Regions from separate parts of the Mus musculus genome. Here region 1 is linked to region 2. The links are chromatin loops, found by intact Hi-C in ENCODE. Cell type or tissue: heart. All regions are shown on one strand. Each heading gives the region's core, and the rest is flanking DNA. Links, peaks and the distances in the headings are about the cores only. Region 1 holds the start of Mtfp1 (mitochondrial fission process 1). Region 2 holds the start of Ewsr1 (Ewing sarcoma breakpoint region 1).

Region 1 (15,959 bases), core at 2,809-10,808, 1.0 Mb after region 2:
TTGATGTGATAAGAGTCTCAGATCAAGGAAGTGCTTCCCCAAAGGCCATGGAGGGGCTGGAGGGCTCCAACTCAGTTGCTTCTCTCTCGTATCTGAAGGATAAACAGCTTTCAATACAACCAGGATGGAACTGCAAATCCTCAATTTACTTTACTCCTCCTTGGATCTGTTCCCTGCAAGATCGCTTACCTGCCTGGGGTCTGCTTATTTGCTGACTTTACTCCTCCTTGGATCTGTTCCCTGCAAGATTGCTTACCTGCCTGGGGTCTGCTTATTTGCTGACTTTCCTCCTCCTTGGATCTGTTCCCTGCAAGATTGCTTACCTGCCTGGGGTCTGCTTATTTGCTGACTTTCCTCCTCCTTGGATCTGTTCCCTGCAAGATCGCTTACCTGCCTGGGGTCTGCTTATTTGCTGACTTTCCTCCTCCTTGGATCTGTTCCCTGCAAGATCGCTTACCTGCCTGGGGTCTGCTTATTTGCTGACTTTCCTCCTCCTTGGATCTGTTCCCTGCAAGATCGCTTACCTGCCTGGGGTCTGCTTATTTGCTGACTTTCCTCCTCCTTGGATCTGTTCCCTGCAAGATCGCTTACCTGCCTGGGGTCTGCTTATTTGATGGAGGAGCAGAGTCAGGCCACAGCATAAAGTTCCCCTTCCCAGATGGAAAGGCAGCATGGGAGGAGAGGTAGGACCGGGTGTCATTTGGAGGCAAGGTTGTAGAGACCATGGATTAGGTGGGAGGGCCGTGCTTCTGAGGGCCAGGTAACCCCAGAGAAGTAGTTCTGAATCCAAGAACCAACATTTCCTTCCTACAGTGTCTACTGTCCCCATTACTATTCTGAAATGAAACTCAGAGATAATGTAACACACCTACATACAACTTTTTTTTAATTTAAAGATTTATTTATTGTATGCTTTAAGTACACTGTAGCTGTCTTCAGACACTCCAGAAGAGGGCGCCAGATCTCATTACAGATGGTTGTGAGCCACCATGTGGTTGCTGGGATTTGAACTCAGGACCTTCGGAAGAACAGTCAGTGCTCTTAACCGCTAAGCCATCTCCCCAGCCCCCTACATACAGCTTTAAAATCAATACTCTATCTGGAATATAAGGAAAACAAAAGGAAGCCAATGTGAATAGAGTAATTATGAAGCAGCAGGAACTCAACCCAGAGCTCCCTGCATGCTAGGCAAGAGCTCTAACCCAAACCTCTGGCTCTAGACCTGTAATTTAGACATTTTCCACTACAAACATGGGAGGGCAAGAGGATACCTTTTGTTCTGCGTCCCTAAGGAACAGCATCTTTCCCTTGGGTCTCCATGAGCCTGTGAGTACATGACTAGTGTCACACTGAGACATTCGGATGCTGGAGTGGCAGTGACAGCCCCTTCCTCTGTGCCTGCTGTAAGGCCCTTGCATCTCAGTGCTGGTCTAAGGAGATCACAGTACAGTGAACTTGGGTTGCCAAGGCTGTCATCAGAACCAAGAGGAAAGAGTAGGGCATCTGCAGGGCCCCTTGCAGAGACGAGGGACTAGGAGTCTGTAGGTGCTGTGCTAACTACCCGCCTCATGCAATCTATCCAGGGGTGAGAAGAGGGGAAGACGTCAAGAAAGCCAGAAAGCGGCCCAGAAGGGAGGCCCTGCTGCTTTTGTTCTGTGTTTAGCTGTCTTGAAGGGGCATTTGAGTGAAATGGAACAAGCTTGCAAAGAGACAGGCTGAGAATGAAAGCAAGCCTGTTCAACTGCCAGGGCTTAGAAGCTGTCTCTGCCAACTGAGTCCACCCTCTTCCCAGAGGAAAGCACAGCTAACAGCCTTCTCACCTGCCAGCCTACCAAAGGGTGTCTGTCCCTTCAGAGACACATTTCCATAACAAGCCTGGCAAGTGCTTGCTCAGACACATTCACCACAGGATGTGAGAAAACCTTCCCTTCAAAAGGGCTGTGGAGTTACTCCTGGGTGCTAGGATCAGAGATCTCTGAGTGTAGACAAACAAAAAGGCCAAAACGTTTTGGTTTTACACAGAAATTAACAAAAATGTTACAAATTGTTCTACACTTATCATAGCCTCTGCATGTATCTTAGACATTCCTCCCAACACCCTGTCCTTTGTCTATATGGCCAGTCTGGACTCAAACAGTGTATATATAGTACAGGCTGCCCTTGAACTTCTGACCCTTACCTTCCTGTGTTGGGATTACAGGGGTACCACCATGCCCAGCTAAAGCTCTTTCTTTTTATGTCAGAAAAGTGTTTCCCTATATGGATTACAGCACAAATCCCTTGGGCAATTTTCCTTCTGTGACCAGCCCATCCTTTTGTCATTATGGGCAGGCGTGCAGCGAGCATCCTGGTCCCGTCAATCTTCCCAGAGGGTAAGCAGCTGATTCATACAGTCTGCAGGGAAGCAGAACGGGCTGGGGTTCCCAGGGTCCAAACGAGACAGTACTACAGTCAGGAATGCAAACCAGAAGGAAGCCCAACCCCACTGTGGCTCACCGTGTGCCCTAGAACCCTTGGAGCTGAGCTAAAGTCGGACTGTTGCTGACTTCAGAGTTGTGAGGAAGAACGGGATCACACATATAGACTACAAACCCATGGTTTCACACATAGACTGTATCCTCACAAGCACTGAGGCTGCCAACATTATTCTGCCTGTGTAACAAAGCCATGACTTTGGCCTTGGAGACCTTTTCCTTCCAAGCTGTTACAGATGTGAGTCTCTGTCCCGCGTCTCACTTGGCCTGTTCTGCATTTTCACACCAGTTTTCACTTTCTGAACACACTCATCCAGACTGAGTTCCAGGGGACCAAGGGCTGTTACACCACTTTCGCCTCCATCTCCTACCACACCACCTTGCTCAGTCAGTACAAACCAGTCCCTTCACCACCCTCTACCTCTGGGGGGAACTGCCTGAATGCTTGGTTTTCTGCTTCCTCAGATGTTCTGCGGTTCGACAACACCTACAGCTTCATCCATGCCAAGAAAGTCAGTTTCACCGTGGAGGTCCTGCTTCCAGACAAAGCAGCCGAAGAGAAGATGAACCAGCAGGGGGCAGACACCCCCAAATAACACCTCGCCCCTGCAGCAGGCCTGGCCCCCCCAATGTCTTCCTGTCAGTTTCTTTAGTCATTTTCCTGCAACCAATTAGCCCAAAGAAACTGGGCTGGAGGGAAGACTTCAGACTGGACGGAGCTCCTGTTCAGAATCAGAATGAGGATAAATAGCTAGATGGGTCCTCGTCGTCAGAATACTAAGGGGTCTCCAGGGACCGGCTGTAATGATGTCTACCCTGTAGACTTTGCCAACTTCACCTGCCCAGGAACAGCTGAGACAGGGAGGGAAGGGTACACAGGATGGTGGCAGGGAAGAACTTAGAAAGAAGTGAAGCGATTGGATGTCATACTCAGGGAAGCCAGCTGCTGGGGAGAAACTTGCTCCTAAATGAACATGGACCAAACCTCCATGATTGTAATGATGGTTGCAAGGTAGCAGGCCACTAGATGTGATGGGTATCCAAAGCTCTTTGAAACTTTTTGTCATAAGCCTTGAGTCTCTCGTCCCCCCCCCCCCCCAATCTCAGGAGTAACCCAAGTCAGCACTGGAAGGAAGGCTAACAGCCCCCCCCCCCAGAACCTCATTAACTCCTGGGTTCCACTGGCTGCCTGTTTAAACCCTCCACAAGCACAAGGGTAATTAATTTCAGGGATCATAGATAGGAAAGGACCAAGGAGGCGGTGGGTGGGCCCCAAGCCTCTCACTAAGTAACCCTCCGCTTGAGCAGCCCTACACAAAGATGACAATTGGGGCTGAGACAGCACTGAGTGCACTTCCCAGTCCAGTCTCCCACAGTGCCTGAGAACCAGTCTCCTGACAGGAGCAAGGGCTTGGTGGGCCCTTCTCTGTGGAGGCGTGTAATAGCAGCAGTGGCTTCCTCTTGCCTGGGGATGCAGGTAGCCAGGGTGGGCGGTTTCCCGGGAAGGTAGCCATAGCTGGGCAAACATTTGAGCCAGGGTAAAGAGGGGGGCCAGGCACAGGTGACCTTGCAATAAAAAGCTCTTGACCCCACACAACTTGAGAGCCAGGTTACAGGCTGCCCAGAATTCAGGAAGGATGCCCCAGGCCCTTGCGGGGTCTGCCTTTTCCTCTGAACGAGGCGTTGGCCCAGCCTCGTCTCAGGAAGCGGAGGGAGCTCTGGGCAGGTGCAGGGATGGCAAGCAGAGAGGGCCGAGGCTACCCAGGATCTAGTCACACATCTCAGGGGCACAGCCTGGCCTTGGTTTACAATGCTGTTAGGTACATTAACCAATGAATAAAGTGATCAATTTTCAAAGCAAAGAGCAGAATTCATTGCCCATCGCCGGCTTCCTAGCGGTCTCTTACATTAGACCCCAAATTTTCAGATGCCAAGTAGCAGGCTAAAATTACACACACACACACACATGTTCTGTTCCTTTCCCCTCTACTCTCACGACACTCGGACACAGGCACGCACAGAGAGACAGTAACGTCCCTTTCCTCTCCTCTCGCGACAACGTTCTCCGAAGTCCTAACAAGTTGCCTTCCGATTGGTTCAGCCGGTGAGCGTCGTCCGCCATCTTTGTTCAAGGCATTCGGATGCTCCCGAGAGCCTTCACGGTGAGGGCGGAGGCCCCGCCCCATTCGGTGGTTCCAGACGGGTTGGGCGGTTCTCCCGCGGTGACCGGCGCAGCGGGTACTAAATGGGAGGGAGGCCGAGGGTTAGCGTCACGTGGCTTTAGGGACCGTCTCCTAATTCCGCTCCAGCACTCTACCTTCCCACCCGCGCCGGGCTCAGTCCCCGGTGACCCACAAGTTTCAAGAAGACACGGGCTGAAAACACTGGCTTCCGAAGGGAGTCGGTATACACCTTTCGGATCTAAAAAAGCTAAAAGAACTGTGCAAAGCTAGATAAGACCCTGTTCTTACCTAGCTGGATATTTTTTGTACTGTGTAGCCTCCAACCAGGCCTGAAACTCCCTGTGTAGACAGGGCTGGTCTCGAACGCACATAATACTACCTGTTTCTGCCTCCTACATTCTGAGATGAAAGCATGCAACACCATGCCTGGCTTATAAGAGATTTAAGGCCATATTTATTTGAATTTATCTGTGTGTCTCATGTGTGAATGTATAGGTGTGTGTGTTTGGGGGAGGTGGGTGCTGCCTGTGGAAACCAGAAGTGTCAGATTCCCCCGAGATGGAGTTACAGATGGCTGTGAGACACCCGTGTAGATGCTGGGACTGGAACTCCGGCCCTCTGGAAGAGCTGTAAGCGCTCTTAACCACTGAGCCATCTCTCCATTCTCACCCATTTTGCTTTACAGACGTGGTCGTTGGGACCGGGGTGGGGAGTGGGGGGAGGGGCGGTGTGTGTGTGTGTGTGTGTGTAAGTGGCTTACATCTACTAGGCGGCCCAAGTAGGATTTGTCTCTAGGGGCCATAGCATTGCCCCTCTGAAATCCCAGAGGATTCAGAGTGCTTTTGCCCCTTGTAATAACTCCCTAGCTCCCTTTTCCATTTTAACAGTTGCATGAGTCAGGAGAGTGGCTGTCCTCTTTGTGTCTCTATTTCCCTACTGTAAAGTAGGACCCTACGCTAGTGCCAGAGCTTAAGGAAGCAAACTTGAGTCTACTGGACACATGATGACTGTTATAATTAATTAGTCCTTGCGACTGTCTAAGGCAGTGAATGTTGGCACGCCTCCCATTTACACACGAACCGCGGCTCAGAGAAATACACCTTTCCTAGAAGCCGCACACCTAAGAAGATTCCATTCTCCGATTGGAACTCTGACCTATTTAACTCCAAAAACTAGTCATGTCTGGGAGAGTTTTGCATTAACTGCTCAGAGAAAACAAGACCATCTGTCTGCAAAACCCAAGCCTAGGAGAGGGGCTTGGATGTTGTATAAGGCAATTTTCAGACACTCCCTGCAGTGGCGTTAGCGATAGCGGGACCCGTCCTTCAGCCTCGGACTACTGGCGGGTTCTTGCCTGGTGTTAGCCAAGTGCTAGTGGAGACACAGTTGTGGTGAGACTCTAATCTGCAGCGACTCCAACCTTGCCGGGGAAGTCATGTCGGAGCAGCAGCGGCAGGGCGCCGAGCGCGACCTCTACCGGGACACGTGGGTGCGCTACCTGGGTGAGCGTGGGAGTGACAGACGCAGCGACCCCACCACTCCGGAGGGGCTGGGGGCGGGGGGGGGGGGGAAGCAATGGACCGGGTTGCCGATCTGGAGTCTGAAAAGGGGCTTAGTTCTTATTCGGCTTGGCCTGGAGACAGGGCTCAGGAGAAGGCTAGGGACTTGTCCAAGGTCACACAACCCTGTTGGTTCAGATCTGTCCACGGGGCTCTTCTGGAGGCACAAACCGAGTGTGTGGGTTGCCCTCTGCCATGACCGTGCACTAGCCATGGCGTCAGAGGATCTGGACTCCTAGCAAGTCTGCCTTTCCCAGGCTCTTCCTAAGCTTCAGTTTTCTCTTCTGTAAAAAGGGCTGAATGCGAGGCACTCCTGTCGGGTGCTGACTGTAAGAGCGGGCTGAGGTAAGGCCTTAAAAGACCTGGCACTTGATACTGGTCAGTGGAGCCCACCCTCAGTGATTCGGTGGCCTCCGGTCGCCTCCCTGGTGCAGATCCCCAGAACCACGGCTGGGGACTTTGATCAGTGAGCCATGAACTTCATTGTCGGTGTCAGTCCGCGGGCCTAGAAACCAAAAGGTAAAGTTACTTGACTGAGGTCACCTGCCGCACTGTAGTTTAAGAGGTTAGGGTTAGAAGCAGCTTTCTGTGTAGCGCCCCCTTGTGGAAAGGGCCAGAGAGTTAAATGCCTTTTCCCTCCAGGCTACGCCAATGAGGTGGGGGAGGCTTTCCGCTCGCTGGTTCCTGCAGCTGTGGTGTGGTTGAGCTATGGTGTGTCCAGCTCCTATGTCCTGGCCGATGCCATAGACAAAGGCAAGAAGGCAGGAGAGGTGAGTGTTAATTAACCCTTTCCAACCCATCCTAGTGTGGGTGGTATGCAGTCTTGCAGTGGGGACAGCCCTATCCCCGTTAGCGTCTCATAGTGCAGTCCATAAGCTAATCTTGTTTGTAGGATTGTTCATCCCCACCCGACCAAACCATTTGGGTAGGAGGTGACAGTTGGTACCTCTCCTGGATGTGGGCAAATCACCCCCAACCCTGAATGTAGTACAGCCCAGTCCTCCACCCAGCTGCCTTCTACCCTACTACCTCCGCATGTTCTTCCTCCTTGGTCCACCGGCATGCTTCTGTCTATAGGTTTCCTACCTCTGCCCCAGCTGGGCTAAATGTCTTTGTACCTTTCAGGTGCCAAGCCCTGAAGCAGGCCGCAACACCAGAATGGCCCTGGCTGTGGTCGACACCTTTGTGTGGCAGTCTCTGGCCTCTGTGGCTATCCCAGGCTTCACCATCAACCGTCTGTGTGCTGCCTCTCTCTATGTCTTGGGTACTATGACCCACTGGCCCCCGACTGTCCGCAAATGGACCACCACCACACTTGGACTGCTGGCCATCCCCGTCATAATCCACCCCATCGACAGGTAGGGGCCTTTCTGGTCTCAGGGACCAGTCACTCTGCAGGTAGAGTTAGGCTGTGAACTGTGGGCACAAAACCGGGGCAGCAGAGGCAGGGTTGAAGTAGAGAGGCCATCTGTGCTCTTATCAGCTAGAGCGGCAGAGCGGCAGAAAAGGAAGCAGAGTGCCTTATGGGTACTGGACAAAGGTCAAGTAAATTCACAGAAATAAAGACCAGTGCTGCAAAATAGCCAGAGTTAGCCAGGAGTGCTGGATTGAAGGGAGCTGATATCGGCATGAGTCAAACTTAGTTTGCAAGGTAAATACAAAATAAAAGTCTTAGGATGTTTTCCGCACGGCTGGATCCAAGCATCTGAGCGCTACTGCCACACAGCATCCTTCATCTTCCCAACCTTCATCCATCCTTCAGCATCTCTCCCCGTCCCGTCCTTGTGGGTTTCACTCTCCTGCCATGTCCCAGTGACTCATGGTGTCCTGTCCCTTACAACATCTTACACCCCATTAAAACTTCTCCGTAGTGATAGCCAAGATGCCAAGGAAGATTCTCATTGGCTCCCTCAGATGAGGGGCCCATGTATGAGCAGTTGTCCTTCTGAGTAGCCAACCCTGTGTTGTGTGCTTGCTTTTAGCACTAGAGGTAGGACCAGACTGGAGGGAACGCTCAGTGGATACAGCACTGTCTGCTCTTCCAGAAATCCCGAGTTCAATTCTCAGAAAAGACACCACGGCTTACAACCATCTGTAATGGGGTCTGATGCTCTCTTCTTGCATGCAGGTGTTTATGCAGGCACAACATGCATATACATAAAAAATACAGAATTAAAAAAAAAAGATTTATTTATTATTATATGTAAGTACACTGTAGCTGTCTTCAGACACTCCAGAAGAGGGCGTCAGATTTCATTATAGATGGTTGTGAGCCACCATGTGGTTGCTGGGATTTGAACTCAGGAACTTTGGAAGAGCAGTCAGTGCTCTTAACCACTGAGCCATCTCTCCAGCCCCTGTTTTGTTCTTTTGAGATAGGATTCTCTGTGTAGCCCTGCTGTCCTAGAACTCACTCTGTAGACCAGGCTGGCCTCAAACTCAGAGATTCACCTGCCACCTGCCTCTGCTTTCCAAGTGCTGGGATTAAAGGTGTGTGCCACCACTGCTCAGCTACAGAAATTATTTTTTAAAAAATCTAAGAGAGAGAAAGAGAGGGGGTGGGAGCACCTCAGTGGTGGCAGGGGTAGGCTGGAGGGGAGCATAGCTTACCCTGAACCTCATGGTGAGTCCTTTACCCACTGTGCCTCAATTTCTCCAGCTGTAGAAAAAAAAGGAATATGGCTGTTATCCTTGGGGGGAGGGGTGTAAGCATGACTTCCTTAAGGGAAGAGAATAATCGAATGTATCTTGACATGGTTGCTGTTGGTACCATGCATCGAGAGTCTTTCCCCTAGCCCTTGTGTTTCCTGCATCTCCTCATCCTTGGCTACCTGCTCACCAGGCCTTCTCTCTCTGTAGGTCAGTGGACTTCCTCCTGGACTCTAGCCTGCGCAAGCTGTACCCGTCAGTGGAGAAGCCCAGCACCCCCTGACCCTGCCCTGTGCCTTGCCTGGGGTCGGCCCACTCACATCAAAGAATGTGGATACGTGGCTGTTTGGGGTCCATGGCACTGCCATCTGGGTGGGTTCACATTGATGGGAGCTTAGAGATGAAGGCCCCGAGGAGTAGTGGCAGTGAGTTCTGAGGTGGGACCCAATTCTGTCTGCCTCAGTGGCCACGGTTGTGCTGAGTGGGAACGAACTCTGGCTGGGCCTGTCTTTTGAAATCTTTTTTTAAAAGTATTTATTTTATGTGTATAAGTGTTTTACTTGCATGTCTGTATGTATGTGCAGAACCCTTAGAGGTTAAAAGAGGTGATTAGACCCCTCTGGGACTGGAGTTAGGGATGCTTGTGAACCCCCATGCGGGTGCTGAGAACTGAATCTGGTTCTTCTGCAAGAGCAGCAAGTGCTCTGTTCACTAAAGTTCCTCTTAGCCCCGGGCCCACCTTCTGATGGAAAAGTTAGTTCCTCCCATGGAAGAGAAGAATACTAAGGCCCAGAGAGGGCAGGGAATACTGAGATCATGTGACAAGTGAGAGCCAGTCTTCTGGCTATTCTAAGTCACTTTGTGGTAGTGTGGCTGAGCGACTTAGGGAAAGATACAGAGGTACAGTATTTGGGACACTCAGGGCAGAGTCTCTGGCCAGCCTGTTCCTGTTGCAGGAGCTGCTGGGCCTGGTGAGAGGCAGGACAATCACAACCCAAGTGCTAACCTAATAAAACTTTCAAAAATGGCATCTCCTTTTCATTTCCTCTTCCTGGGGATAAGCAGGGTTGCGACCACAGCACAGTGCTTCCTCTGGAACAGGTAAACTGAGGGAGAAGTGGGCTGGTCTCCTGGCTCTGCAGGAAGGGCTATGGGGAGAACAAGGGAGGGATGTGTTCAAGCCTGTTCAAGAGCAATATCAGATCCAAGGAAAAGAAAAAGGGAAAAAAGGAGTCAGAAATGAAGGTCTAGGTGGAGAGAAGTGGGAGGTGTTTGTGTTGTGGGTGGGGTGGTGACTTAGAGTTTCATCGCTTTGAACAGACACCATGACCAAGGCAACTCTTATAAAGGCAAACATTCAGACTGGCTTACAGTTTCAAAAATTTAGTCCATTTTCATAGCAGGAAGCATAATAGCATGCAGGTAGACATGGTGCTGGAGAAGGAGCTGAGAGTTCTACATCTTGACCTAAAGGTAGCCAGAAGACTGACTGTTCCACAATGGGTGGAGTCTGAGCATAGGAGGAAACCTCCAAAGCCCATCCCCACAGTGACACACTTCCTCCTACAAGGACACACCTCCTAACAGTACCACTCTCTATGGGCCAAGTGTATTCAAACCACCACATTCCACTTCCTGGTCTCCAAAGACTTGCTCAAACACATGAGCCTATGGGGGCCATACCTTGCCATAGCATAATGCAACATATTTTTAGTCCAACTTCAAAAGTCCCATAGTCTGTCACAGTCTCAACATTGTTTTAAAGTCCAAAGTTCAAAGTCTCTTCCAAGACTCATGTAATCACTTACTTAACTCTAATCTAGAAAATCAAAATAAAAAAGAAGATCACATACTTCCAACATATCATGGTACAGAATACACATTATGTCACAGTGGGGAAATACTGGACCAAACCAAGATAAAAACCCAGCTAGACAGACTCCAAGGTCTGCATCTCCATGTCTGATGTCCAACTCCTTTCAGCTTTGATGATCGCAATACACTTCTTTTTCTTGGGCTGGTTCCACTCCCTGTTAGCAGCTTTTCTTGACAGGTGTCCCATGGCTCTGGCATCTCTAACATTTTAGGGTCTCCAAGGCAACTTCAACTTTACAGCTTCTTGTTTCAGTGTCTGGGATCCACACATGATCTGAGCTCCAAAGGACTTGGGTCACTTCTCCAGCTCTGCCTTCTGTAGCACTCTAGGCTCTGCTTGATTCCACTCCACTGCTGCTGCTGTTCTTGGTGATCATCTCATAGTACTGGCATCTCCAAAATGCTGGCATCATTTTGACTAGATGTCACCAATGGCCTCTCATAGGCTCTTCATGATGCCAAGCCTCAACTTCTTTGCATGACCCCTTCAATCCTGGGCCATCAACTGCAAAGGAGGCTGCACCCTCACCAATGGCCTTCCCTGGCCTCTCATGGTGCCAAGCCTCAGCTACTATCCATGACACTTTCTTGCCTTCAAAACCAGTGACTCTTAACACATTACCAAGTTCAGCTGCAGCAAAAGGTATGACCTTGGCTATCTTTGGAACACAGCTTCTTTGTGCTCTCAGAAAACACTTCCCAGAATATTTCACCTCAGTGGTACTGGTCTCTTCTTCATCCCAACTAATTTCTAAGTTCCAGATAACAAGCATCAATTGCCCTAGTAACCCCTTCTATTCTTTACTCTAAATCTAATGCCATGTGGCTGGAGCTGTGGAGTTCTGCTGCATGCTGGGGTTGCAACATGCCCTCCTTGTTCTATTACATTATTACCAGCTTTCTGTTTTCAGTGAATTTATTCTCTAACTAAGCTTGGCTATCCTGGAACTTGCTCTGTAGACTGACTTTAAACTCAGAGATCTGCATGCCTATCTCCTGAGTGCTGGGATTAAAGGCTTGATCTGCCGTGCCTGGATGGACTTAAGCTTTTCTTTACTTGGAACTTTCTCTGTAGCAGGCTGGTTCTGAACTCAGAGATCTGCTTGTATTTGTCTCCTGGGATTAAAGACATGTACCACCATGCCTGGACCTAAGCTTCTCATAGCCACTATGCCTCGAGATTCAGATCAAAAGCTTGCATCATCCCCTGTCAAGATCTGGATTGCTGGGCGGTGGTGGCGCACACCTTTAATCCCAGCACTTGGGAGGCAGAGGCAGGCAGATTTCTGAGTTCGAGGCCAGCCTGGTCTACAAAGTGAGTTCCAGGACAGCCAGGGCTATACAGAGAAACCCTGTCTTGAAAAACAAAACAAAACTAAACTAAACAAAAATAAAAACAAAAATATCTGGATCAAAAGCCTATGTCTTCCAGCCTCAAGATATGGATCCCAGGTGTGTCCTTCATTTCTGGATTGTAGTTCATTCCAGATTAAAGGTCTAAATGAAAACAATAACCTGATAATAATAATGTCTAACATGTTATAACTATCTCTTGTCTAATTGCAAACACAAAGAATAAGTTTAGTTGGGTGGGATCATGTCCCAAGCCCATTTAATATCCTTGGTTTAGCTCCACTCCACTTCCTGGGACCCCTTTACTCTTTGAATGATACATTTTGTATTTTTTTCTTTCTAACCTTGCTATACTTGTTTAAATTGCTCTTATCGAGAGTAAACCAGAGGATAAAAATCTATGCTGGACTTTTTTGAGACTTCCTTTGTCAATGCAATTAATCTGAATCTCTTCACCTTAGTCTCAGACAGACTCTTCAGATAAGGGCAAAAAGCAGCCACATTCTTCACCAAAATATCATAAGAATGATCTCCAGGCAACATACTAAATTCCTCTTCTCTGAAACCTCTAGAGTCAGGCTCCTACGGTTCGAATCCCCCTCAGCACCAACATCCTTCATATTCCCACTAGGATGATCCATGAAGCCCCTCTTAGAGCATTCCACTGCTTCCCAAATCCAAAGTTTCCAAATCCACATTCCTCCAGACAAAAGCATGGTCAGGCCTGTCACAGCAATACCCTAGTCCCTGGTACCTTAGTTAGAGTTTTATTGCTGTGAAGAGATCCATGACCAATACAACTCTTATAAATGGGGTTGGCTTACAGTTTTAGAGGCTTAGTCCATTATCATCATAGCAGGAAGCATGGCAACATGCAAGCAGACATGGTGCTGGCGAAGGAGCTGAGAGTTCTACATCTTGGTTCAAAGGTAACCAGAAGACTGACTGTTCCACAATGGGTGGAGTCTGAGCATAGGAGGAGACCTCCAAAGCCCACCCCACAGTGACACACTTCCTCTAACAAGGACACACTTCCTAACAGTACCACTCCCTATGGACCAAGTGTATTCAAACCACCACCGGCCATATTGTCCAAGTGATGGGGGCTCTCAAGAGCGGTGGCAGGGAGTCTGAACTGGATTCTAGGCCTTGTAAGAAGTGATTGGGAAATTTTGGAGAAGATATGGAGAAAGAGGGACCCTTATCCGCTGCTAGTGATATGCAAACTAGGGCAGCCACTATGTAAGTCAGTATGAAGACTCCTCAAAAAATTAAAAAGAGAATGGCTATCTGGCCCAGCCACAGCACTCCTGGGCTTAGACCCAGAGAATCCTTTATCCTCACGCAAAGATACTTGCACATCCATTTTCTTTGCCACTCTCTTCACCATAGCTGGGAAACGGAGCCGGCTCACCCACAGACAAGTGAAGAATAGAAATGTGGCACACAATGGAGTTTTGTTTGTCTATTAAAAAGGAAATGAAAATCCAAGGAAATGGATGGAAGACAGAGCATGTCTGTGCCTTACTTGTAGCTGTTTTGCTGTGAGGCCTCTGCTAGGTCGTTTGCCTTCTCTGATCCTTAGGATCTAGATCTGGAGAGGTGAGTCGTGCCATCTATCCTCCTCCTGGGTTAGCAGGGGAGCCAGAGCAGGATGTTGCTAGTCAGTGTTTAACCACTGGCTGCCTTAGGATAGGAAGACTCTATTGTTCATTTCCATGGCGAAAATACACCCATCCTGTCATCTCTGAAACCATCCACGTGAAGCCCTGGGACACAGCTGGGGAGATCATGTGCTATAGCTGACTGCCAGAAGCTATTCCTTTCAATAGCACCTCAAACCACAGATGCCAGCAGACTCTCTGTACTGTGTCTCTTCTGGCACACACAGGAATAGGGATTTAACTATAATAATTATGTCCTAAAAGCCAACCCCCTGCAGGGAACTAGGCAACATCTCCCCAGCAACAAACCAGTTTATTTCCACTGAAGTTCTCCCTGGGAAGCCAGTGATCTCATTAGGCTTACAGAGCATGCCTGAGGAGTTGCAAACAGGGGCACAAATGACCCTAAAGCACACACAGGAAGACCTGCACCCAGCATGGGTGATGGCTTCCCCATGGCTATAGAGATGAAACCATCTCCCTAGTCCTTTCTGACCTAGATATGTCTAGCCGTTCTCTGAGGCCTCGTGCCACTAGAACAGGCCTGCACAGACCTAGCTGAGAGAAGTGGCTGGACACTGTCCTGTGAAAAACAGTCAAGTCAACAAAGCCCAGCTGTGACTGTCTTTTGTGAGTGGACACAGTTGAACTCATGAGGATGGTGGCAGTTTGGCTCTCAGGAGAATGTTGTTAGTGGCTGTCTGTTATTTCTGCTCCCTCAAAAGGGGTGCCTGTACGTAGGTGAAGTCTTAATTGGTCAGATAAAGCTAAAGCCTGTGATTGGGCAGTAGAAGGAGGGGGTGGAGCTCAAAGTTTTAGAGAAGGGAAAGAGGAGGAAGAGGTCAGATGAGACAGAATGAGAGAGACGAAATGGAACCAGAAGGAGGGGATGGAGCTGACCCACATGGTCTGGAGAAGCCACAAGTAGCTGGGGGTTTCATAGATGGGAAATAGAGTGATGTAGGTACATTTGCCTGATCTAGGTGTGCAGTGTGTATTTATATCAATTGACTTTTGTGTTCTTTGTGTGGGCATTTTGGGGTTGGAGATTTACTCTTATAAACCTGGTTGGTATATTACAAGTCTCTGGTGTTATCATTTTATGGGCCTAGGGGAATCTGAACTAGTGGTAGCTGGCTTTCTGCCAGCTAGCCACAGGGGGTGGATGTCCTGGGAAGATAGGAGTAGCTTGGCAGCAGCTGGCTGCAGGAACCATGGGGGTGGGGGAGAGCACCAGTGCCTAGCCGGATTAGTGTGGATTATTTTTTTAAACTACATGCTACAGGAGAGTCTTTTGCAACCAACTACAGTGGCAATAATAAAATAAAATGGTGACAATCACATACACAATCACATAAGAGCTATTCAAGACTTACACACTACTTATCTCTGGAATTATCTACTTAATACATAGACAGCAACTTGTTACAGGTAGCTGCTGCATAGAAAGGAAGACCAACAGTGAGGCTGCTGACGGCAGATATACATAATCTCAATAGGGGTGAGGAGATGGCTCAGGGGCTAGAAGCATTTGGAGTCCTGGAGGCCCTATAGATTGTCCTGAGATTCACCAGCGACCCTTAACATTGTACCATGCGAGAGAGGTTGTGTCAGCCAAGGGTAATGGCTTCTCACTCTAATAGAGGAAAATCAAGGGACAGCTTGAGGAAGGGTCATGAGACAGAATTGGTTACCCAGGCATGGTGGTATATACCTTTATCTGAACACTTGGGAGGCAGAGACAGGTGGATCTCTGTGAGCTCAGGGCCAACCTGGTCTACACAGTCTAGGCTAGCCAGGGCTACATAATGAGATCCCATCTCAAACAAAAACAAAACAAAACAGCAAACAAATGAGTCTCTAGAATTCTACTAACCTCAGCTTCTCCAGATTGGTACAACTGGTGACAATCTCAGGGCCACCTGTCATGGCATCAACGCTTGATAGAAGAGGACGGTTCTTAGGAATGGCTTTTCTGGGTTTGAGGATTGCTCAACACTTCCAACACTCTCTGGGCTGAAATCTGCCTGGGCCTCTTTGTGAAGGCTGAGCTTTCCCAGTGGCTTGCTGCTCTTGACTTCTCCATTCTAATCCCTCATTTCCGGCATTGATGATAACAGCTAATGAAAATGTGGGTTCGAATCATAGCACTCCCACCTCCACTTGCAGCTGAAGAACTCTGACCTTCAGTGGCTTCTAGTG
Region 2 (15,959 bases), core at 2,675-10,674:
TGACGTGGGATAAAGGCCATGTGTGGGCATTCCCGTGTCTCGCCTTGCTACCTCCCTCAGGACCACATTCTCCTTTACATCAACAGCTCAAGCCAAGAACAAAATGCGCTGCCTGAAACCAGTCAGCCAGAGGGGCAGAACTTCTCCCTCATCCACCTCATAAGCCTCTTCCCAGATCCTGTGTGCCTGAAGACAGATCCTCCTCCTGTCAGCCAGACTGGCGTGACTGGTGTCTGCATTCTGAAATGATCCTGTGACTCACATATAGCCTGAATGTCTAGATGGGTCAGCCTGTTCTCTTCGGTGGCTGTTTTTCCCATATCTTGGGAGTAAAGCTGATGTTTAAGATACCTGTACCACGGGCCCACGTTGGCACTCTGTTCCCAGAGAGCCTCAGGCTTGCTCCCACACTGAGCCTTCCTCTCAGTTACGCCCTGTACCCAGCCTGCCCATCTTAGCTTTGATGCCACCTTCACACAGGATCCAGGTTAGTGACTTCTCAGGCCCCTTCTCCTCTCCAAGCATCTCATAGGGTTCTTTGATGATAAAAGACACCTACCTCCACTTGGCCATGAGCCCTGTCCCCAGCCCAGAGCATTGCTCAAAAGAAGATGTGTCAGGAACAGGTGTTTGGTGACCTGGCATTGCTTAGACATGACTCCCTTGTGCCAGTTCTTTTCAAGGCACCCAAGAGGCCCAGTGAGGTTCATGTGGGCTCTGGGCTCAGGCAAAGGATACAGGCTAGGCCAGTGAGAAGGCCACAAAGGAGCTGCAGGAAGGGTGGCTCAGAGCTGAGCAGCAGGGTCAGGGCCAGCAGCAGCCATGGTAGCAGCCATGGTGGCAGTGTCCTCTGAGGCCATCCAGGGTGGTGACTCTGTCCAGCCAGCATAGCTAGATGGACAGGCATATAGCCACAGCCTCCAGCCGCACCGGACACCCCAAGGCCCGCCAGCAGCACAGCCAGCAGCCCAGTAGCCAGGGCAAGCACAGTGGAGTTGTGCAGGAAGCGCACAGTGCCCAGATGGCACTCCTGCCACCAGCCCAGAGTGGGCAGAAGCAGCAGGCTCAGGAGCAGGCCTGGCAGTGCAGTGTGGCCCAGAGCATGGGTCAGCAGCCTGTGCACTGGGAACAAGAAGGTCAGGTCAGAGGGGTGGATTGCCCTTAACTAGGGCCACCTGGTATGGCAGCCTCCCCTACCCAGGAGCTAGGATGTTAAATGTCACTACCCAATCACTGGTAGAGGACACCAAAGTATTCTCAACCCCACAGCTACGCTCTAGTTATATCACTGTGAGCCAACGCACAGCAACCAACTGCAGAGTGTCGCTATGTCCTGGGCACACTGAAGCTGATTGTCACAGTCACCAACTCTCTTCTACATCTAGTTAATAGCACTACTTCTAATAAAAACTGCCTGCTAGAACCACCCACTCCCACAGAGCTGTATGACCTTAGAAAAACCTCTACACCTCCCTGAACATTTGGGTTCTTAAAATGTAAACTGGAGGCAAGTTTGTAGGAAGTCCGTGTTTGACTGAAACCCTCAGTCCTTATTTCCAGGGAAAGCTGTCAGAAAGGGATGTGATCAGCACTCCTACCCATGCCTTCCATCTCACCTTCTGCACCTTTACAGGATCTTCTGCCCTCTTTCTTGAGCTGGGCATGTCAGAACACTAACCTGCCCTGGGACACTCTGCCCTATCCTTGTATAACCACCATAAGGTTCACACTAATGCCACTAACTGGTTTCAGGCCCTATAACTTCCTTCAAGGTCCATGGAGCCAGTCCTTACCCTGCCAGGGTTCCATTAGCAGCTCTGGAGCCAATCTGAGGCTGGGGCCAGCCCCCAATAACCACAGACAGCTCAGCAGCAGCATCAGGACTGAGGAAGCAAGGGGCAGGGCCCGGGACAGTGAGCCAGGGGCCTCCCAGGCATGCATATTTGGTTGATGGTAGTCAAAGGTGGTCCTGAGGCTGTAGGCTAGGGATAAACAAAAACAGTAGCAATTATTTTTGCTTTTATCTGACACCCTCTCTATTTTACCAGTGACCCCATTTTTTGTTTATTTTTGATTTCTTTTATGTATGTGAGTACACCGTAGCTGTCTTCAGACACACCAGAAGGGGGCATCAGATCCCATTACAGACGCTTTTGAGCATTCTGGTTGTTAACCTGTGCTTCCTACTGGTATCCATTTTTTTTTTTTAATTTAACTGTCCAGTTAATATTCCAGTATATTGGGGCTGCAGAGATGCTCAGCAGTTAAGAGCACTGACTGCTCTTCCAAAGGTCCTGAGTTCAAATCCCAGCAACCACATGGTGGCTCACAACCATCGGTAATGAGATCTGATGTCCTCTTCCGGCGGCGCATTAGTAGTGAGTGGATCAGGGAAAAGCGGGTAGAGGGGATACTAGGTAGAGGCCACCAGGAAGAGAGGGTGGGGTTTTCCAGTCAGGGCCATATAGACGCAGGAATCCACCCGGGCTTTCAGTCAGCAGGGTTTGGTTTTGTTTTTCTCCTGCTTTATCTCTCAGCCTCAGGAGAGGTATTAACAGTATTATCTCCATTTATATCCTCCAGCTGTCCTGAGCCAAAACTGCCATTGGAAGTGTCTTCCCTATATTGGTTCTCCTTTTTCTGAGAGATGGGAGTTGGGGGTGTGGCAAGGCCTCTGAACACTCCAATTCCCGCTGAAACTCCACACTTGGGAAAATATGTTTCCACCTGGGTCTTTCAGACACTCCCCAGATGGGAGGTCACCACCTCTGCCCCGTTCTCCTCCTGCCCTTGGTTTGGTCATTTCCTACCTTTCTATTTTGTGTTCTACTTGCTTTTTTTTTTTTTTTTTCATATTGAAAAGATGACATCGCCCCAGAGCCAAAAATAAATGGAAATTGGAAAGAAAAAAATAGTGGTTGCTGGGAATTGAACTCAGGACCTCTGGAAGAGCAGTCAGTGCTCTTAACCGCTGAGTCATCTCTCCAGCCCCCCAGTGACCCCATTTTACAGAGGGGGAATTGAACCTGCAGAGGCAGGTCCAATAGGTTGGCTGAAGTGGGCTCAAGTCCCAACCCCTGTTCTTATTAGCCACCTTCCTATCCTACCTGCCCACGTGTCTGGGATGGGACCAGCTCGGCCGTGCACAGCTGTGATGCTAGCTAGCACTCAGGAGTGGAGACATGGAGGACTGGAGTACAAGGTCATTAGAGATGCAGACAGTGGGAGCGTACTCACCTAGCCATGCACAGGCACCTGGATTTGCTTCCCAGTGCTGGACAAAGAATAAAAGAAAAAGTTAGGAGTTCTTGGCTACATGTTGAGTTAAAAAACTAGCCTGGGTGATATGAGACCCAGTTTCAAAAACAAAACCGAGTCTGGTGGGCCTTAAGTCTTAGTGGAAGATACAGGACCAGACAAGTTAAACTGGGGCCATTCACTGCCAAAAAGATGGGTAATTCCCCTGGGAACGGCTAAGTCAAGGCCAGCTCAGGCTTCCCACTTCCTGCCTCCTTTCCAGTGTTCCCAGCCTTAGGGAGTCCTGATGGCCTCAGGTGCCCCTTTGAACAGGGGGTGGGGGTGAGGGGCGAGGACAGCTAATGGTACAAGCAGTGTAAGGCTGAAAGTGGGCTACAAGAGTCCGCATTCCAAGCTTTACAAGGTGATTACAACCGTGGCACTATTTCCTCCCCAACCCTGACCCTAGCCTCATTTTGCCAAGGATACTCCAGTGTGTGCTGCAGCTTTCTGCTGTGCGTCCCTGGGCAAGCGTCCTAATCTGTGAACTGCGGATTCTGATACATTTCCCTTACAGATGGTAAGAAAAAGGATAGAGTGGAGGCCCACAACTTTCTCTTTTTTAAAGCTTTTTTTGGTGTTGCTTTAAACAAATCTCATCAGGTAACCCTATCCACAGCCTGGGATAGAAGATTGTCCTGACTAGGTGTTAAGTGCTGGGTCACAAATCTGCACCATTGCACCTGGTTCAGGCTCCAGCTCTTCCTCAAACCAACCCAAAGCACCACCTGGAGAGATGACTCATGGGAGGCACATAGCTTACAAGTAAAGGCGCAGCAGCTGCTACAAACTCTGACCCCATGGTCGTTCCCTGCCCACCGAGCATAGCTTCTCTCCTGTACTCTCCTCTCACACTGCCTTTCCTCCAGGCCCTCCCACCATTCCTGGGCAGTCCTCTGAGTCTCCTACTGAGCTGATTCAGGGCAGAAAGCGATTCGACTTAGCTTCCTTGTCAAGGCTTTCCCTTGCAGATGCCAAATATGAAAATCTCCTCTGCCTGGCCTTGCCTCCATCCCTCAATAGGCCATCTCCTACTCACTCTGAATTGTCAATGTTCCCTTCCCATATTGTGAATTTTATCCTAATGAGCAAAGTTTGGCTCCCCCCCCCCCCCACTCAAATGGCTTGTCTCCAGACTCAAGGCTGGTGTTCATTGGAAGACATATTAGCATAGTCCCAGGTCCTGCTGGGGTGAACTCCACCCTTTATTTTTGGTACTGGGTTGAAGTTCAGAAAAGCAGGCAGATTTCACCCTTACCTGGAGGCAGGGTCACCTAAAATGAAGCTTCCTCTTGCACCTTCTTACAACCATTCCATCCCTGGGCACTAGGGGACAGGTCCATGGACATAGGGAACTGGGCCTCGAGTCCTCTGGACCAGTCTCTTCTCTTTCTTGGCGATAGGAATGGAAACTAGGGCCTCATACATCATAGGCAAGCCGTAACACTCCTGCAACCATATCTTCAATTAATAAAACGTAACTTGTAAGAATCCAATAATGAATCCAGCTGCTCCTCCTAGAACACAATACACGCCTTTCTCCCCTTCAGATTCCGACCGGCCTCTAGTGAGACACTATGAGTGGCGAACTAACAGACTCGGACGCCTGGATCTCTCACCTGAAGGTGATTTTACATAAAATGGGGAACTGGGGGGCTACACATCGGGCTCCCAGCTCCCTTCCCTGCCTGCCCCGGGCCAGAAGCTCCGGCATTGAAGCCACGCCCATCCTCAGAAGGGTGCGACACGCCTACTTCTCCCACATGGACCCTGGTTTCTTCCGAGTCCTCGCCCGCCATGCTAATGTTTGTCTGTGTCTGTCCACTGTGTCAGTAACTCTCAGAAAAGCAAAACCAAAAACCCCACCAATCGCCAACAATCCGCCTCAGTGTCTTTCTGGAGCCCTTGTCAGAGACCTCAGAGCTATGCATATCACACCCTGCCTACCTTGCAGGGAAGCCAGGAGGACAGAGTGGGAAGGCAAGGACAGTGTGGCGAAGCTTCCGGGCGGTGTACAGAGAGGGGAGGCCCGGGGTCTGGGTCGCATTCAGCTTTGTAACTTTAAGGAAAGAACTCAATTTCGTGGGTTCTGGGTTTTCTGTTGAAACAAGGGGATGGGTTGAAGGACGATCACAGGGCTTCTCAACCCCGACCGTTACTGGGGTCGGGCGCGGCATTCCCGGCCTCCCTCCCAAGCCGACGGCCCTCGGTCCCCTCCCCCGCCCGCTCAGGCCACGCGTCCAGGGGCCTGGGGAGCATGTCCTCCCACCCCCACCCACCCTAGAAAACCGAGCAGGGGGGCCCGCCCGGTAAGTCCGGCCGCCGGTTCCAGGCCGAGCCCTCGGTGCCCGAAACCCGCTGCACGCACACAGAGGCGCGTGATCCCGCCCGCCGATTAGTCAGCAGTTGTTTCAGGCCGGCCGGGATCCCTTCCCCCAGCCCTCCCGCCAGCCTCCGTCTCCCTCCAGGGCAGACTCTTCAGAGACGGTCCCTAGAGCCAGCGGGCGTAACCATTCCGAGCCACCGCGCCTCGCGCCAAGGAGCTCTCGGGTTCGTGGGTAACCCTCGCTCACTGGCGCGCTGGCCCCCGAGGCGCCTTTTTTTTTTAGACCACTCGTCACGTCCGGCTCTTTGGGAGAGGATCGGGTCAACGGTTTCGGGAGCGAAGAGCCGAAGAGCTCCGGTTCGCTCCTCTTCGGCCACCCCCGAGGCCTGGCCCGATGGTAGCGTCCGAGGTTGCGGGTTTCGCGCCTGCGCAGTGCGGCGCCTAGGGGGAACGCGAGAAGGAGACGGACGTTGAGAGAACGAGGAGGAAGGCGAGAAAATGGCGTCCACGGGTAAGCGGAGTGGGATCGCGGTCCCGCCGGCGACAGCTGGGACACCCAGACTGGGAGGCGCTCGTCTCTGGGGGTGGCAGGGATGACTGAGTGAAGTCGCCGAAAGGGGTTGGAGTTCCCGCCGCGGCCCGACGAGCTCGGGGGTGGGGGTGGGGGATCCGCGTTCCCTTCCCCTCCCCCACTAGGCGGGCTGGTTCTGGAACCTTTTGGCGGCCGCGTTGCGCGCGAGGGCCTCGCGGTAGCTGAGGCGTGCAGAGCCCGTCCAGGCCTCCTTTGTGTGGTGGTTGTCGGGGCCGGGTGCTCCGGGTCTCTCGCCACGTGGGCCGGGCCTAGGGCCTCCGAGGGCCCGAAGGGGACCGCGGCTGGGCCTGGAGCCCATCACCCCGAAGGCGCGTGAAGCGAGGTGTCTGATGGCGGCTCGAGAAGCCGTGGCCGGTTTCCCGTGGAACGTCTCCTCCCATCGCTAGCCCCAGGGCAAGTGTTTACTGTGTAGGGACTCAGAAAAACAAACAAAAAGCCGTCGCGAATGTGTAAGCTGAGGGGCGCCGGCTTAAGAGGGGAGCCCCATTATCCCCCAGGCCTGGCCCGGCCCGACCAAGCTGCCCCCTCGGAGGACCTAGTTGGTTCCCCTAAATCTTCGTGCTCCCCACTCAAGAGGCTTCGATTTAATCATGAGTTAACTCCACCTCCTTCCCTACCCAAAAAGCAGTGGCTTCCCAGTGTCCTTTTCTCAGCAACCGGCGCGGGGGATCGGTTGTATAACAAGGTCCGTCTGGATCCGGAGAGGAGACTCTTTTCCAGAAAGAGATTTCTAGCAGCTTTGATCCAGGAGAGGCAGAAAAGCCTCGGCACGCCACGTTTCTGTAGGCCTGCTCGTTAAGCTAGCCGGCTGATTTATTTCTTGGCCCTATTGAGGCCAGGGGAAGAGACCCATAGCGGATTTTGAAAGTCCAGGGCGGGAACTCTAGAATGTGATGGTTATGTTGTGGTCCTTACCGAGAGAATAAGTGTAGCCTAGCCCTCACCTGCAGTTTAGAATACAGTTAACTGGCACAGTGGCGGGTTTTTTGTTTGTTTTTGTTTTTGCTTCTAGCGGAATCTAGGGTCTGGTGATGTGGCCTTGGAGGCAGGAGGAGAAAACAAGTGGGGGTGACAGGAAAAGCTCTGGGTTCTTCATTTGGCTTAGGAAAGCTTCCAGCATCACAATTTGACGACGCAAACGATGTAGTTAGTAAACAGCTTGCTTTTGGTACCAGGCTACCCAAAGTGTCCCTAAGAGAAGACTGAGATACGACTACAGTCCAATATATCCTAGTGGAAAATGGTTTCTTTGGTGGTCCTTTTACCCTTCTCTTAACCTCTAAAGCCCAAGAAGGCAATTGCAGTTTTTCTGCTTGATAGATCATTGCCACTTTTTAGTCATCTTTGTTATCAGAAAATGTTGATAGCACCCTGAACCAAATTTAAGTTGAAAAGTGTGCTCTGCTATACCCACAGTCCTGGCCCTGCTGAGGGGACTTTATTAAGGGCTTTCCTGAAAAACTTAGTTTTAGACTTTTTTTAAAGGGTCGGTGGCGATGCACCGGTGCTGGGAAGGCAGAGGTAGGTGGTCTCTGAGTTTGAGGACAGCCAGGGCTACACAGAGAAATCCTGTCCTAGAAAAAAAATTTTTTTTCTTGAGCCTTTCAGTTCTTAAAATAACTTTTTTTTTTGGTCCCAACAAACTTACCCTTGCTAGCTACAGGAATTATGTAGCCTAAACCTTCCTATTCAGCTTGGCTAATGGCTGCCCTGAAGCAAGCCACTGCCTAAGGGGAGTAATGGTTTCCCTCCTCTGTATCTTGTAGAACAGTAACTATAGAGTGTGTCCAGTAAAGCAGAATTACAGTCTCTAAATAACTACCAGAACAAAAAGTAAAACATTAGCATTCTAGGATGCCCCTACATCATAATCTCTCAGCCTGCTCTGTGTGTGTGTGTGTGTGTGTGTGTGTGTGTGTGTGTGAAGTGTTTACGTATCCGGGCATTTAAAGACTTATTTTTTCAATTGTTAAATTATCTGACCATTGCTTCAGTGTCATGCTTGTAGGTAGATAAACATGGGGGGGGGGTCGCTTTTTCCTTAGCCTACCAAATCCTTTGGCAGCACCCTCGTCTCAAGTGGTTGGCTGTTCTGTATCAGCATTGCCAATTTTACATAACTGCTCTTGTGTAAGTCTTTGTAAACATCAAACTTAATGCCAATGACTCAAAAAGTCGTTTTTACACAGAAACCTCAACAAAATGTAGGTTGCAGTATTTGCTTTGTTGTTTGTTTTTCATATAAAGAATGTGGCAAGTAGCCAGTCATCATCTAATCCTAGATTGGGGAGCGCAGCGTTTGAGGCCAGCTAAAGCTACATAGTGAGACCCTGTCTATAAATAAATAAATAAACAAACAAATAAACGGCAGAAAGGTAGACAAAGGAAGGTAGCAAGTAGGCATGGAGGTACACACCTATAATTTCAACACTAGTTGTAGACAGCCATACGGGGTCTGTAGCAAGTTTGAGGCTAGCCTGGTCTATATAACTAATTAAGGTCAGCCAGCTAAGTAGTTAGATCCTATCTCAGAACCACTACTTCACCACCACAGAAAATGTAGCTTTATTGGAAATGCTTCAGAATTTTGTTAGAGGATTATTTTCTTCATTGTAGATATCTTTTGAACAGTTTACTGATACTATTGGTAATCAGAGCTCTGAATTTAAAAGTGTAGAAGGAAAGTAGTCCCATGAGGTGCAGAAAGGTTGAAAGAGTCGATTTTAAGAGGTGAGTTCAGGCCAGGTGGTGTTGGTGCAGGCCTTTAGTCCCAACACTTGTGGGGCAAAGGCGGGTGTTTCAAAGCCATCCCGATCTACAGAGTGAGTTCCAGGACAGCCAGGGCTGCACCCCGTCTCAGAAAAAGCCAAAGGGGGGGCAGAATGAGTTCAGGAAAGTACTGTTGGCTAGGGGATTGTGAAGCAGACTTTGCATGGCGTATGCCAGAGCCTTCCATGAAGAAAGATGTCAGCTGTTACATTTGGGTGAGGGACTACTTTCTGATTGGAAAAGAAAGGACCCTTTTGTTCTGTCTTAATGACAGTGCTGTCTTTGAACACCAAACAAGATACGTATTCTTGTGGAGAGGAAATAATTGCGTATTTTTTTTAATTCTCTGCATTAAAAAAATGCCCAAAACGTAGGTAGCTTTAATTCCGTGATGTTTTGAAAACATAGGCATTTATTTTCATTACTCAACACCTCCATAGTTCAGATTTAGTTCCTTTTTTTGTTTGTTTTTTTGGTTTTTCGAGACAAGGTTTCTCTGTGTAGCCCTGGCTGTCCTGGAACTCACTTTGTAGACCAGGCTGGCCTTGAACTCAGAAATCCGCCTGCCTCTGCCTCCCGAGTGCTGAGATTAAAGGCATGCGCCAACATGCCCGGCTAGTTCCTTTTTTATTGTTTTTTTTTGAGACAGGGTCTTTTATAGCCCTGTCTGTCCTGGAACTCACTATGTAGACTAGGCTGACCTCAAACTCATAGAGATCCACCTGAGCTCTGCTTGAGTGCAGGGATGAAAGGGGTATGACACCTCACACGGCTGGTTCCTTTTGATATAATATAGGTTTCATATGAGAAGGAAAATTATAGGTAGACTTAGTTACAGAGAAGAAAATTTGTGATTTTTGTTGTTGCTGATGTTGAAATAATTTTTAGGTTTTAAGAAATGGCAATTGTGAACCTAGAGCAATTTTTCCTGTAGGCCTATTAAGTGCTGTTTTCTCTTTGACAGTTTTTGGAATTGTATTAACCTGGTCAGTTTTGTGTACATTATGCTGAAGTTGGAACCAGGGTATCCACACATCCGGTATAGTCAGGAGAATGAGCACATAGACCGACCACTTATATACTCCTGTCCTTGTTGGGTTTTTTGTTTTTTGTTTTTTTTAAAGACTTATTTATTATATGTAAGTACACTGTAGCTGTCTTCAAGTGTGCCAGAAGAGGACATCAGATCTCATTACCGATGGTTGTGAACCACCATGTGGTTGCTGGGATTTGAACTCAGGACCTTTGGAAGAGCAGTCAGTGCTCTTAACTGCTGAGCCACCAGCCCTACTCCCATCCTTTAGCTTGGCTTCACTGGGGTTTATATCTTTTTGTGATATTATGAAGATAACAGCTCTTGACAGCAGGACCCTTTTTTAGATTTAATGACTCCTGTTTTTTGTCTCTTTTTTTTTTTTTTTTTTTTTTAAGATTTATTTATTTATTTATATACTGTACACTGTAGCTGCCTTCAGACATACCAGAAGAGGGCATCAGATGCCATTACAGATGGTTGTGAGCCACCATGTGGTTGCTGGGAACTGAACTCAGGACCTCTGGAAGAATAGTCAGAGCTCTTCACCGCTGAGCCATCTCTCCAGCCCCCATTTTCCGTCATTCTATTTCACTTATTACTGTTCTAGGGAATTCTGGTTAGTCTTACCTTAAGGGATAGCCTGACAGATGCTGGACATAGTAGCTTGCTCCTCTAATCCCTTTACTGACTCTTGCTCAAAACAAAAATGCCAGGCGTGTTGGTGACTTTTAATCCCTGGGGTGGGTGGGCAGCAAAGACTGGATCCATGAGCTCAAGGCCACCATAGTCTACAGCTGGGACTAGGCAGAGAAAGCCTGTAAAAAGCAGAAAGAAAGAAAATTTAGTACTTCTGTGCCTCTTTTTAAATCTGACAGTAAGGTTGATGCCGTTTTGTGGTCTTGGTTTATACCTAAGATAATGATAGTGTCTTTGAATTGATAGTTGGTAGTTGAGATGGGTTTATGGTTGTAGGGTATCTGGCAAGGTATCCCTGCCAACTCAACTGATCTTGACTTCATTACCTAGCACCATATTCAGACTTTGTTTAGTTTAACTGACTTAATTGGTTTGGTGTTGAGAGATGAGATGTGCTAACTGGGATGTGTCTGCATATAGGTCCACTCTATATAACATTTAAGAATTATTATTACTGCTTGAATTCCATCTATCTCTTTCCCCTTCTTGTCTAGGCTAATAATTTCTCTTATTTCTTCTAGATTACAGTACCTATAGTCAAGCTGCAGCCCAGCAGGGGTAAGTCAGCTTTCTGCAACAATAATTTGTCTTTGGTTAAGGTTTTAGCGTATGAGGCCTTTTGTAGTTTAAAGGATATGTAGTAACACAGTCTAAATGTTTTATAGTCAATTCTTGTGTTTAATTCTTTTTGCAGCTACAGTGCTTACACCGCCCAGCCAACTCAAGGATATGCACAGACCACCCAGGTAATCCCAAAGACAAGGATGAATAGTTATATCTTCAGTATAGATGTTTCAGATGACCACTAAAACAGTAGCTAAGAGATTTTTTTTTTAATTTTTTTGTTTTTTGAGACAGGGTTTACTCTGTGCAACCACTAGCTGCCTCTCTGCCTCCGGCGTGCTGGGATTAAAGGCATGCACCACCACGCCCATCCGTTTTTTAAATTTTTATACAAATAAATAGCGGTAGTATTATCTAAGCTTTTAAAACTCAAAAGTTTTAATCTTTCATAATGAGGGTTGTAATGAAACCATTTTAAAGCTGGAAATAGACTTTTTAAAATTCCTAGGCTCAAAGTAAGTATCTTACTGCAGTCTTGTTCTTTGTGCATATTTTATTATGCTTAATTTAATCATCATAATTTCTAAAGACCATCACTAGGATTGTTGCACATGAGAAAATTTTACTGCATGGCTACTGTATAACTTGCTAGTGGTTGCACATTAACTAGTGGAGTTAGTTTTGAAAATAACTGTTCCTCGGCTCTTGTCAGTATATCAATCTATGTTTAAAACCCAGAGTAGGGGCTAGAGATGGCTCTTTGGAAAAGTTTGCCACCAGCCTAACAACCTGAGTTTGATCCCCAAGTCCCACATAGAGTCAAGGGAGAGACCTAGCTCCTAAAAATTGTCTTGTCCTCTGACCTGTACACATATACCATGATACAGGTACACCCCTCCACTAGTCAGATTGAGTAAAACTTAAAAACCTGGAGCTGGGATATGGTGGTAGAATGTGTGCTGGCACTGCAGAAATACTTAAGGGGGAAAATTGACCAGGAGTTGGGAATATAGTTCTTTGGTAAATATGCGATATACTGGCTCCAGCCACCAACACCTCCTCAAAAGCCAAGGATGACAGACTCTAGAATCTAGAAAGTATTTGCCTACATTACCAAAAATTAATTACCTCAGCTGGGCCTAGTGGTAATGCACGCCTTGAATCCCAACAACAGGGGCATTGGCGGGTGGATCTCTGAATTTGGGCCACCCTGATTTACAAAGCAAGGTGTAGGCTGGGACTGCACAGTAAGTCTCAAGGGGAAAAGGAAAAAGAATTACCTCTAATTCTAGAATGATCTGTGCTAAAAAGTAGATATTAACTGTCGTGGAAACATCCTAGGACAGGCAGGAAGTCGTGCTTCTCAAAGGCTTTACTTTACTTTTCATTGGTCTTTCAAATAAATCTACAATATGAGCATGTTAAAATATCTGAAAGAACAGCTTGTTCCTTATCTGATTTTAAGTGTATTGATGTCCGAGTTTAAAAACCATAACCTTGCTATACTGATAAACATAAGAGAACATGAACTGTTCTGATTTGTTCTCTTGAAATAGAATTGATAGCTTTTATTTTTATATCAGCAAGGTGCTGGCTGAATCTTGGATTATCCCTATGTGCTGTCAGTTACATGGTTAACTGAGATTTTTGCCTAATTGTTTCAGGAACTTTTTTGTTTCTAGGTTGACTAAAACATGAAAGAACTTATATAAAAATTAAGTTTTTAAGATAATTTCCTTGTTTTTATAATTTCTTTTTTATACCAGAAAGCAGTATTTTGTACTTTGCTTCTCCAGTTTATGAACTAATAAGTTAGGTCATTATTTGGCTAAGCTACAAGGTTCTCTTATGAAGCTATTTCATGAATTTCTTTGGAGCAGGCATATGGGCAACAAAGCTATGGAACCTATGGACAGCCTACTGATGTCAGCTATACTCAGGCTCAGACCACTGCCACCTACGGGCAGACTGCATATGCAACTTCTTACGGACAGCCTCCCACTGGTAAGGCCAGCCTTCAAGAGACTAGGTGATAGTGTCAAGGGGATTTGCTGAAAGGCCTGTTATTCATGCTTTTAGGTATATACTCTGGTCTGTATGTTGACATCTGGGGATCTTTTATTCTGGGGGGTATTTTTGTCTTTGCTCTTAATTTTCCTTAAGTGCTATCCAATAGAAGGTGGGTAGAATAAGTTCTAAAAGAGGAAAAAACTAAACTTTTATACACTGTGTGTAATATACAAGATAGAACTAATGTAGAAGATTGTACTTAGGGATAAGAATGAGCCTTCTTAAACTGAGCTGCTTAAAAATCAAACTGGTTTTCACATCTGTTTGCTTCATCTGATAGTGTACCCTCTACTTTTTGTTTTGTGCTTTCCACAGTAGAAGGGACCAGTACAGGTTTGACTATCCTGCTCATTCTTGCATGGGAATTGCTTTCCATCTTGTCTAACCCTGTAATGTTAACCCTTAGGTGTTTTCATTTGTTTAAACCCTGAACTTTCTAACATCACACACAAAGGTGCTAATGAAAAAACTGCTTCAGGTGCCATTTGCAGATCCATGTCCTTATAATTTGGGGAAGGTTTTACTATGAACTTTGCTTTTGTCGAGCCTTAATAGTTATTTGCCTTCTGAAAGGTATTATTCCAGCTGATTTTCCCTGTTCCCTGAAGGCTAGATTGCATGATTAGTTTCATTTAAGGAAACAGATTTGCCACCCTGCATGTATATGTTTGTCTATAACACAGGCACATTTTATTTTCTGTTTAAGTGTTACAAATTGTTTTAATCCACTTTCTGTTTTAAGTATTTTGAATTTTTTTAATCCATAGTATGTTTTAAATATAAATAGCATTCCAGGACACTAAAAAGAGAAACTGGTCTAAGAATACATTACATGTAATATGCTAAAAAAAAATGGTAATTTTTTTTCCTGTAGAATGTTGTATAAGAAGATCTTAGAAATGTAAAGACTTCCTATTTCAACTATCTGAACTCCTCTGAATTATATTGGTTATAGGAAAATATTCATCTATTGTCAGGGATTTTGTGAGAATTTTACTAACTTAACTACTGTGTAGGGATGGAGGTGTTTATTAACCTAGTGCATATGTGGGGAGAGCTGAAACTAAACCTGTAGATTTGAGAATATAATGGGCCTTTGCTATCCCTAAGCCATTTAACATGGTCCTAAGAAAGGTTTTAAGCAGAGTAGAAGAAGTAAGCAGTCAAGGTTGCATATGCCTTTGATCCCACTCTCAGGCAGAGGCTGAGAACTCTTTGAGTTCAAGGCCAGCATGGTCTACAGAGTGAGTCCCAGGACAGCCAAGGCTACACAGAAAAACCCTGTCTCAAACCCACTTCCCCCCAGAGAGAGAGAAAGAAAGTCAAGTCCTGTAAGCCTAGAAATAATAGAATACTGCATGCAGGGAAAAAAAAAGATGGCTTTGGTAAGTCAGACTGTGTTACATGGTAAAAAGGAGTTTGTGCACACTAGGTGATTCAAAATTACCTCTCATATTCACTCCTGCCAACTGCTTTTAAGCAATAGAATCAAAATTAATCTTTATGGCTTAAGTAGGAGTCAATAGGTAGGAAACGGGATCGAGCACATTTTTCTCTGCCCCTTGCCTTTACACATAAAAATCAGTAGATGAGTATCAGGGATGGGTAGAAGTACGCTGTTCTCTGGGTTTCTAAAGGAGGAAAGGTCCAGTGTGTCTACATCTCACATGCAGGAGTCAAACAGTTCTTAATCGGTGATTTCTGCTGTTCACTATAAACAAACTTTGTTTGTACAGTGTTTCTTACCACCAGTTCCTTTGAAGAAATCATATAGATGTACTTAGTCTCTTGTCACTGTTCTGTTGATTTTTGTTCATTTTGCTTGCCTGCTTATGTGTGTGCTACAGTTTAATTAAAAGATTACTAATTAGCCCAGTATCTGTTACTGTAGAATTGTTACATCAGGCTCTCTTACTGCAGTTTAGAAATACAAGTTACTGTCTTCAGCAGTTTGGCTTTTGTTTAACTTCTGTGAATCTTGTAAGTAGGGAGAAATCTTATAAAGAGTAATTGGATGTGTGTGGTTACCTTTAGAACTTTGCAACGTTTGCAACGAAGTTTTAAATAATAGGGCTGAGGGTGTAGCTTAGTGAAAGGATGCTTCCCCAGCATGTATGTGAGGGTCTGGGTTCTATACCTAGCACCACAAAACAAAAACCACTGAAGATAAGCATGTCAACTCAAAAGTCTTTAAGACTTTTCTGAAATATATTTTTAATGGTTTTTACCAGCTTAGGTGGAAAATTACTGTCCTTATATAATTTTAGAATTTCCTTTGAATGCTTGAGAAGAAAGGATTTTGTCAGTGCTACAAAAAGTACTTAGATTCAAAGAGAAGTTGAGCTGGGTATGTTAGCAAAGACCTTCAATCCTAGTACTTGGGAGACAGGCAGTCTGGTCTCTTGAGTTCAAGGCCAGCTTGAGCTACATAGCAAGCTCCAGGCTACCCAGTGCTACATAGTGAGACCTTGCATCAAAGAAATAAAAAGTTGAAGTAGGTCATGGTGATACATGGCCATAGTCCCAGAAATCTGACAGTTGAGAGATGGAAGGCATTGCAAGCAAACCTGGGCGATTTAATGTCTCTGTCTCTCTTACTCTTTATGATA

What was found. Hi-C counts contacts between places; a loop is a spot of excess contacts. Peaks named below come from ENCODE experiments on the same cell type or tissue, not always from the same donor. Only the 100,000 strongest peaks of a DNase experiment are listed, where the experiment ranks them.
Region 1: it touches region 2 in a loop (7-fold over the local background); 2 of 42 quality-filtered maps call a loop at or near these places.

What each region holds. Positions count from the first base shown.
Region 1 is chr11:4,085,416-4,101,374 of GRCm38, reverse strand. It overlaps Mtfp1 (mitochondrial fission process 1), which reads left to right and starts at 5,944. Exons shown (of 4, transcript NM_026443.4): 1 at 5,944-6,159; 2 at 6,859-6,986; 3 at 7,342-7,574; 4 at 9,076-9,894. The coding sequence starts at 6,093. The coding sequence ends at 9,148. Sec14l2 (SEC14-like lipid binding 2) reads left to right here. Exons shown (of 12, transcript NM_144520.2): 12 at 2,940-4,336. The coding sequence ends at 3,070. It overlaps Gm51935 (a long non-coding RNA gene), which reads right to left and starts at 15,942. Exons shown (of 3, transcript XR_003949843.1): 1 at 15,634-15,942; 2 at 8,827-8,875; 3 at 6,633-6,721. In heart, for the core only: CTCF peaks have their summits at 3,034 (motif pointing right) and 6,817 (motif pointing left); DNase peaks (open chromatin) are centred at 4,054, 4,644, 5,284, 6,044 and 2 weaker places; H3K4me3 peaks cover 3,446 bases; H3K27ac peaks cover 3,817 bases.
Region 2 is chr11:5,089,184-5,105,142 of GRCm38, reverse strand. Ewsr1 (Ewing sarcoma breakpoint region 1) reads left to right here and starts at 6,047. Exons shown (of 17, transcript NM_007968.4): 1 at 6,047-6,134; 2 at 11,238-11,274; 3 at 11,411-11,462; 4 at 13,161-13,284. The coding sequence starts at 6,122. Rhbdd3 (rhomboid domain containing 3) reads right to left here and starts at 5,870. Exons shown (of 9, transcript NM_177370.4): 1 at 5,577-5,870; 2 at 5,245-5,395; 3 at 4,556-4,746; 4 at 3,238-3,274; 5 at 1,794-1,982; 6 at 739-1,122. The coding sequence starts at 1,941. In heart, for the core only: no CTCF peak of the experiment used is centred there; DNase peaks (open chromatin) are centred at 5,042, 5,772 and 5,902; H3K4me3 peaks cover 4,355 bases; H3K27ac peaks cover 3,437 bases.